2 separate regions of the Homo sapiens genome follow, and region 2 is linked to region 1. A link is a contact called in ENCODE POLR2A ChIA-PET data. All regions are on one chromosome and are shown on one strand. Each heading gives the region's core, a stretch centred on a gene start or an enhancer-like site at or near the end of the contact. The rest is flanking DNA. Distances are from core to core; before and after follow the strand shown. Region 1 overlaps RAB7A (RAB7A, member RAS oncogene family). Region 2 holds the start of H1-10 (H1.10 linker histone).

Region 1 (3,688 bases), core at 701-3,200:
AGCAAGATGCAAAGTTATACATGGTATATAACCTCAACCATTTGAAGGAAAACTAGAAAGACATATACTCTAATACTAATAGTGATTGCTTCTGGGAGATGGAATTGTCAGTAGCTTTTTGTCTTCATTCTTTCGTACCTTCCTGAGTTTTCTACAATTTGATACCATAGTTAGGGTGGGAACAGTGCAGGGGAGCAGAAAAGCCAACTGTGATTAGGACCCAGTTGTTGCAGACAGGCAACTTGGAAACACCAACCAACTAAAAATGTTAACAAACTATAGAACATTAATTGGTTTAACTGTCATGGCTTTGTTGAACCTTTAGCATTTGTTCAAATATCTAGTGCTATCATTACGGTTTTGGATCGGGCACAACATGTAAATCAGAACAGTAGTTGTAGACTCTTCACATCAGTGGTTTCCAAACTTGGTGTGTATGCCTGAATTGCCATAAAAGACTTGTTAAAAGTCCCAGCCCTCACAAGCCAGAATCCTCCTTTGGGTGAGAGCTGGTACTGCAAAATGGCATGGTAGGACCTGGGCTGACACTCCTGGTAATTCCAGCTCTGCCACTTCGTTGCTGTCTGACTGTGGATGTGATGAACACCTGGTTCAATTTCATCTCCTGCATTTTACACTGTTGTTTTGATGGCTTTGCAGATATAGTAATCCTCTTTATCTGCAGTCAATCGTGGTCTGAAAATATTAAACGGGAAACTATAGAAATACTATTCTTAAGTTTCTTTTTGTTTGTCTGCTTTTTGAGACAGAGGGTTGTTCTGTCACCCAGGCTGGAGGGCAGTGGAGCGATCATAGCTCACTGGAGCCTTAAACTCCTGGGCTCAAGCCATCTTCCCACCTCGGCCTGCCGAGTAACTGGGACTTACAGGAGTGTACCACCATGCCCAGGTAATGTATTAAATATTTTGTAGCGACTGGGTTTCAACATGTTGCCCAGGTTGGTCTCAAAACTCCTGGCCTTAAGCAGTCTTCCTGCCTCAGCCTCCCAGAGTTCTGGGATTACAGGCATGAGCCACTGCACCCTGCCATAAGTTTTAAATTGCGTGCTGTTTGGATTAGCTTGATGAAGCTTGTGCTATCCCACCCAGGAAGTGAATCATCGCTTTGTCCAGGGTTTCTACACCATAGATGCTACCTGCCCGTTAGTCACTTAGTAGCTGTCTTGGTTATCACATCAATGTTGCAATGCTTGTGTTCAAGTAACTCATAATTGACTTAATAATGGTCCCAAAGCACAAGATGCTGGCAATTTGGTTATGCCACAGAGAAGCTCTTGAAGTGAAAAGGTAAAAATTGTTGACTTAATAAGGAAAGTGAAAAAATTGTATGCCGAGGTTGCTAAAATTTGTGAGAACATATTTTCTATCTTTGAAATTGTGAAGAAGGAAAAAGAAAATCATGCTAATTTTGCTGTGACACCTCATACTGCAAAAGGTAAAAGCCACAGTATATGATGAGTGGTTAGTTACAATGGAAAAAGCATTAAATTTGTAGGTGGAAAACATGAACATCATCAATGTGTCCTGACGGATGACAAGTTTGGTACTTGCTGTGTTTCAGGCATTCACTGGGGGTCTTGGGGCCTACCCCCCATGGATAAGTGGGTACTACTATACTTTGCTTTCAATTCCTGCAACACCATAAAGCCTTCACCTCCACGTGAGCTGTTATCCTACCTGCAAGAATTCAGACTTTCGAATTGCTAACTGACCCCCAACTTCCTAGCCCTTCCCTGCTGTCCTCATTTTCACCATAGCAGTCCTTTGCCCTTCCCCTAGGTACCCCTGTGTATTCCTGGTTAACCTCTTTCTGACCACCGACCTCTGCCCACCCAAGCCCTTGAACAATATTTTTCTTGATCTTTTTACCTGCTCATGTTTCCTTATTTTGTCTGCTTATGTGGCCATTTGGCTTTTCTGTGGCATAGATGAAGAAGGTGATGACTGCAGGCGAATAAAGGAAGATGCCAGCTTTTGATTTGTTATGAGAAACATTGTACTTGAAAGAAAGAATTGTTTCATCGTTCAAATACTGGTACCAATACTGGTAGTTTCGCTCTGAGGAGCTTCTTCCGATGCACACTGGTGAGGTTTGGTTTGGTGGCAGAAGGAAAGAAATGTGTTATGAATATACCTTATTCTAGAAAATTTTTAGAGGATATTAATATATACATGGATTAATGGATGTTATCTAAAATGCTTTCCTTGAAGGACCAGGTCTCAGAGATCTTATGTAACTCTTTCTTCCTTTCTACTCTGCTGGCTGCAGATTCTCCTGTGAGAGGAAGTGGTCGGTGCTTTAGAGAACTGTTTTCCAGTTAGAAATTTCAAACTTTGTAGCCTTTTTTTTTTTTTTTTTTTTAAATCTTTGACTTCATTTCGCTCTGTTGCCCAGGCTGGAGCGCAGTGATGCGATCTCGGCTCACTGCAACCTCTGCCTCCTGGGTTCAAGTGATTCTCCTGCCTCAGCCTCCCGAGTAGTTATTACAGGTGTGTTTCACCACACCCAGCTAATTTTTGTATTTTCAGTAGAGATGGGTTTTTACCATGTTGGCCAGGCTGGTCTCGAACTCTTGACCTCAAGTGATCTGCCCGCCTCAGCCTCTCAGAGTGCTGGGATTACAGGCATGAGTCACCCATGCCTGGCCATAGGCTTTTAAAAAATAATTTCAGTCTTCAGAAATCCATGAAGATGGAAATAGAAATTGATAACAAAAGCAGAAATTGCTTTTGGACATTTTGAAGCTAACTCTGCTTGGGCAGCTTCTTGTAGCAAAAGTTGCATTTAGTGTGTTTTGTTCCTGGCTTTTTTTTTTTTTTTTGAGATGGAGTTTCACTCTTGTTGCCCATGCTAGAGTGCAGTGGTGTGATCTCGGCTCACTGCAGCCTCCACCTTCCAGGTTCAAGCGATTCTCCTGCCTCAGCCTCCCAAGTAGCTGAGATTACAAGCGCGTGCCACCACGCGCAGCTTAATTTTTGTATTTTTAGTATAGCTGGTGTTTCACCATGTTGGCCAGGATGGATTTGTCAGTCTCTTGACCTCGTGATCCACCTACCTCAGCCTCCCAAAATGCTGGGATTACAGGCATGAGCCACCACGCCTGGCCCCTGGCTCTTTTCTAGAAACAAGTGTCCCATTCTTGATCTGGGAGAACATTAAGTACAAAAATATACCTTTTAACTTTTGCCAGTTTAAAGCCATCAATGTCCTGGTGAAAGAAGATGTGGAATTCTTAGTATCAGCTGTTTAGTACCATTTGCAACAACTCTGAAATGCTTAGCCAGCCCTGAGTGAAGATGAAAATCTGCATTTAAATGTAATTTGTCTTACATGATGAGTGGAGATTTTTGTCATCAGAAATTGATTTGAAAAAATCAACAGATTAACATTTTTCTCCAAAGTGGAGGTGGCTGTTTGAGTGTAAAGGTAATGTGCTCCTCTAAGAGTCACAGTTAAGTATAAGGAAACAAAAACATCTGTAATCCCACCACATGGAACAACTTGCTAATATTTGTGTATATTCCTTTCTGCTTCATGTGTAACCATTTTTACATTTAAATCTTTACTCCTTTGGGAATCTCTTGGAAGAGGAGATGTAGAGATCTTAATTCTCACCAAAATTTTTCTGGCTCTTACCATTTAGTGAATTGTTCATCTTTTTGCCACT
Region 2 (3,688 bases), core at 955-3,454, 530 kb after region 1:
CCTGTTTTGCAGTTGTCCATTTTTAGGGACATCTGTTAGAATAGACCTTGACCTATTGCCCAACTGGACAGACAACTATCCCACATGCTGGATACCAGAATGTCCCAGGGCTGGAGATCCTTCTGCTCCTACTAATTTTCCCAGCAATCCTTTGGGTCCCGTTTGCACTCTAGCTTAACCAATAGGCTCAGAGACAGCAAATACCCTTCTGAGACCACACGTTGGATTGTGGTCAGGAACTCCACTCTCTGGCCACCACACTTCGTCCTGGTCACATCTCACTCTAACCCTCGCTGGAGTCAGAATGACTAAGTTTACAGGCCAGTCTGGTGTGACTTTGTAAGAACTACCTCTCTGGAGGCCAAGTTTAGGTCCCTGACCATTAACTCTGAAAACCCATTAATCCCCCCTCCTCTCCCCTCCCCCATCCCGCTCCCCGCAATGGCCGATGGACCCCCTGTGGGGGCAGATAGATCCATCCCTCCTAAGGGACCGATCCTGTCTATCTCCCTGTCCCAGGTACTTTAAGTTCGTCCCAAGCCAGCAATTCCCACCCCTTGCTGAAGGCCCCTGGCTCCAGGCCTACCCTGGCCAACAGATCTGGGGTATAAGGACCCGAGGGGCCCGCCATCCAACCCCGCGTGCCGAAGGCGCCCATCCCTATTCCACTCAGATTAAACGAGAGAGGCTGAAAGGTTTAAACGCTTTATTGTGCCCAAAAAAAGGCCCATGGAATGAAGGGAAGAGCCGCGCAGCCCTGAGCCCGGAGCGATTGTTTGTCGCGCACCCAAAGGCAAGGAGGGTGGGGAGCTGGGAAAGGATGCGCGGCCTCCGCGTCCCCGCGCGCCTGGGCCCGGCCAACCAGCGACCCCGCCCGGTGGGCAGGCGCGGCCTCGGCCATCGGCGCCTAGGGGCCAGTAACCATGACGACGGCCGTTGCCAAGGCCGAGAGCCAATAGAGGCGTCGCCGGGGCTGTTTCAAAAACCTAAAGCAAACAACGAAAAACGCTACATCGTTGGGGGAGGGGAAAGACTGAGAGGACCCGGGGCCCCTCCCTGAGGCTCAGACCAGGCCTCGCGGCCCCGGCCGGCGTGAGCCGTACAAAATCTACGTCACTTGGGGTAGAAAAACAAAAACACCGAAAAGCCCACGCCGGCCGCTCTGACCGGCCGACACGCTCACTTGCGGCCCTTGGGCACTTTGGGGACGCTGGGCTTGGCCGCCTTCTTCACCTTCTTGCCCCCGGCGGCCGCCGTCTTCTTGGCCTTGCCGCCTTTGTCCTTCTTGGCGCCAGCGCCCTTCTTGTGCGAGCGCTGCTCCGGCTTCTGGCCCCTGGCGGGCTTCTTGTCCGCGCGCCGGGAGCCGGCCGCGCCCGGGGCTGCCTTCTTCGCTTTGTGCGCGGTGGGGGCCGGGGCGGTGGCGGCCGCCGGGGCTCCGCGCCGCTCCCCGCCGCCCTCCAGCTTCTTGCGGTTGAGCTTGAAGGAACCGTTGGCGCCGGTGCCCTTCACCTGCAGAAGCGTGTCGTTCTGCACCAGCGCCTTGATCGAGTACTTGAGGTAGGTGCGCCCATTCTGCTGGTCGAACCACGGAACCTTCTTGGCCTCGGTGTAGATCTTGGCCAGCGACGAGCCGTTGCGCTCGCCCAGCCTACGGATGGTCTCCACCACCAGCTGGCTGTACTTGCCCGGCTGGTTCTTCTTCTTGCTATTCTTCCTCTTCTTAGATGGGGACAACGCCGCCGAGCCGCCAGCCTTGGTCACCTTCTTGGCCATTCCCTCGGCGGTCGTCACTGGCAGGGCCTCCTCGAGCTCCACGGACATGGTAGCAAGAGGATTGGTGGCGGGCGGCGCGCGGAAGCCGGGGGGCCGCGCCGGGAAGAGGAAGGCGAGGGGCCGAGGGGGTGCAGGGGGGCTGGGGGCGCGCGGCGGCTCCAGGCGGGAGCGGCCGCGGCCGGGCCTGGGGCCGGGCGGCAGGGCTGGGGTGGGGGCCGGGCCGGGCCGGAGCGAGGGTTGGGGGGCCCGGAGCCGGGGCCGGACTAGGGGACCGAGTTGGGGGTCAGAGACCGAGTCCGAGCCGGCGGCTGGAGCTGGGGACGTAGACCTAGGCCGAGCCGGAGCGAAGAGAAATCCCGCCGAACGCGAGACACCGCCGCCGCAGCTTCCACTGGCGCCTCTGGAACTCGCTGGGCGTGCGCGCTGCGCTCTGGCGGGAGGGCGCTTCTCTCGGCTTTTTATAGCTTCATGGCGGACCACGTTGAGAACAACAACAGCCTGGTCCGGGGCCAGCGCCAACTTGTGCTTCTTGGAGCCCCTTCTCCGGCCGCTGGCTTCTCGGACCGCGCCTCTCCAGCGCCGCCGCGCCCGCAGCGGGGCGCCCCGGACAGGGCCTGAGCTCCCGGCGCAGTGGAGAGGCGACTTGCGTCCTGGAAGGGCTCAGCAAAGGCGAACGGAGAGGTGCACCCTAGGCTGCGGGAGCGCGAGAGGAGGGGGGCACCTCGTTTGGAGGCCAATAGCGCGGGCCCCAGAGGAGGCCCCACGGCCGGGAGCTTGGCGGCCGGCAACCCAGAGAACGCCACGGGCACCCGAGCCTTGTCCCGGCCCGGGGGGCTCCAGGCCTGCCCGCAAGAGGAGCTTTAATTTGTCCAAACTAACACAGGGCGCGCCCTCACGTGGTCGGCTGGGGCAACGTGAACTGCGCTAGGACATCCTCGGGGGTTTTCCGCCCCATCCAAAGGGGATGGCGGATGGGAGGCACTCTCCAGCTGCACCCCGGGTTCTGGTTGTGCCTCTGGGAGCCTAGGCACAACCCGGGGAATGGAGGACTACGGCAGGACCTCTCTAGGGACACTGCCTCGCCGCTCCCCCCACCCTGTTGCCGCTGATGTTCCCAGGGCCTCATTTTGTAATCCACAAGTAGCTGCCGCCGGTCCCCCCAAAGCCAAATGGGGGCTCCAGGGTGGGACAGGGTGGGCGGGGGTGAGGCTGTGACACCCAGAGGAATTCCTGTGAGAGGATGGGGAAGGGATTCGCTCTTAGTTCCTGGGTGCACCCCTCCCCCTCTCCCGTGCACAGGGAAATGATGGCGGGAACACAGCAAAGGAGACCATGTCCTGGAGAGGGTCCCGGGCCCCACCCTCCCCGGGGGGGCTTGTGCAAGGCTGGCGGCCCGATCTCTGCTGATTCCAGTATTGGGGGTGCAGAGAAGGCACAGGACAGTTTTTGTTGAAGCCGTTGCAGCCTCCACTTGGGGAAGCTGAGGCCAGGGTAAGATGCTCGGGTAGGAGAGGGGATCCCTTTGGGGGTAGGTGATGTAGGGCACAGGAGTGGGGCTGGGGCTGGGGGGTGGCAGGGTTGCAGGCAGGAGACAGTCTCCAGAGGCCCAGCATAGAAAAGCGATGGAGGGGTGAGGGGGGACAGGACGCTGGCGAATTGGGGTTCCCAGAGTGAGAGACAGGAACATTTACAGGTGGACAGAGTAAAAGGCCCTGAAAAGGGGGTGGGTTGGTGCATTTGTGGCCTTGGGCCCAAGCAGGCTTCTCTGGGTGAGGGCTAGCAGCACCTCCCCTCTTCTCCAGCTCACCCCTTTCACACACACACACGCCCCCCATTTTGTCACCCTGTCAAGGGAATAAACCCCAGAGAGGAAGAAATTATGTCTAGGAGGAAACGGTGAGCCTGGATGGGTTTT

The links. ChIA-PET counts read pairs that join two places held with the same protein, here RNA polymerase II (POLR2A).
Region 2: POLR2A ChIA-PET joins it to region 1 with 11 read pairs in activated CD8-positive, alpha-beta T cell. The contact joins the promoter of H1-10 here to the enhancer-like site in region 1. POLR2A ChIA-PET finds 5 or more read pairs at or near these places in 5 of 52 experiments (CD4-positive, alpha-beta memory T cell, activated CD8-positive, alpha-beta T cell, activated naive CD4-positive, alpha-beta T cell and 1 more).

What each region holds. Positions count from the first base shown.
Region 1 is chr3:128,786,966-128,790,653 of GRCh38, forward strand. The region is part of intron 1 of RAB7A (RAB7A, member RAS oncogene family); the gene reads left to right. Among named protein-coding and RNA genes, the nearest start is that of MIR12124, 58 kb to the right of the region's middle. Within about 2 kb of position 1,951, at least 10 of the 41 ENCODE cell types and tissues checked have a DNase peak (open chromatin) inside an H3K27ac peak, as active enhancers do.
Region 2 is chr3:129,314,082-129,317,769 of GRCh38, forward strand. H1-10 (H1.10 linker histone) reads right to left here and starts at 2,205. Exons shown (of 1, transcript NM_006026.4): 1 at 690-2,205. The coding sequence starts at 1,821. The coding sequence ends at 1,180. It overlaps H1-10-AS1 (H1-10 antisense RNA 1), which reads left to right and starts at 2,190. Exons shown (of 5, transcript NR_026991.1): 1 at 2,190-3,264. RefSeq lists silencers at 744-1,033, 1,414-1,543, 2,344-2,683.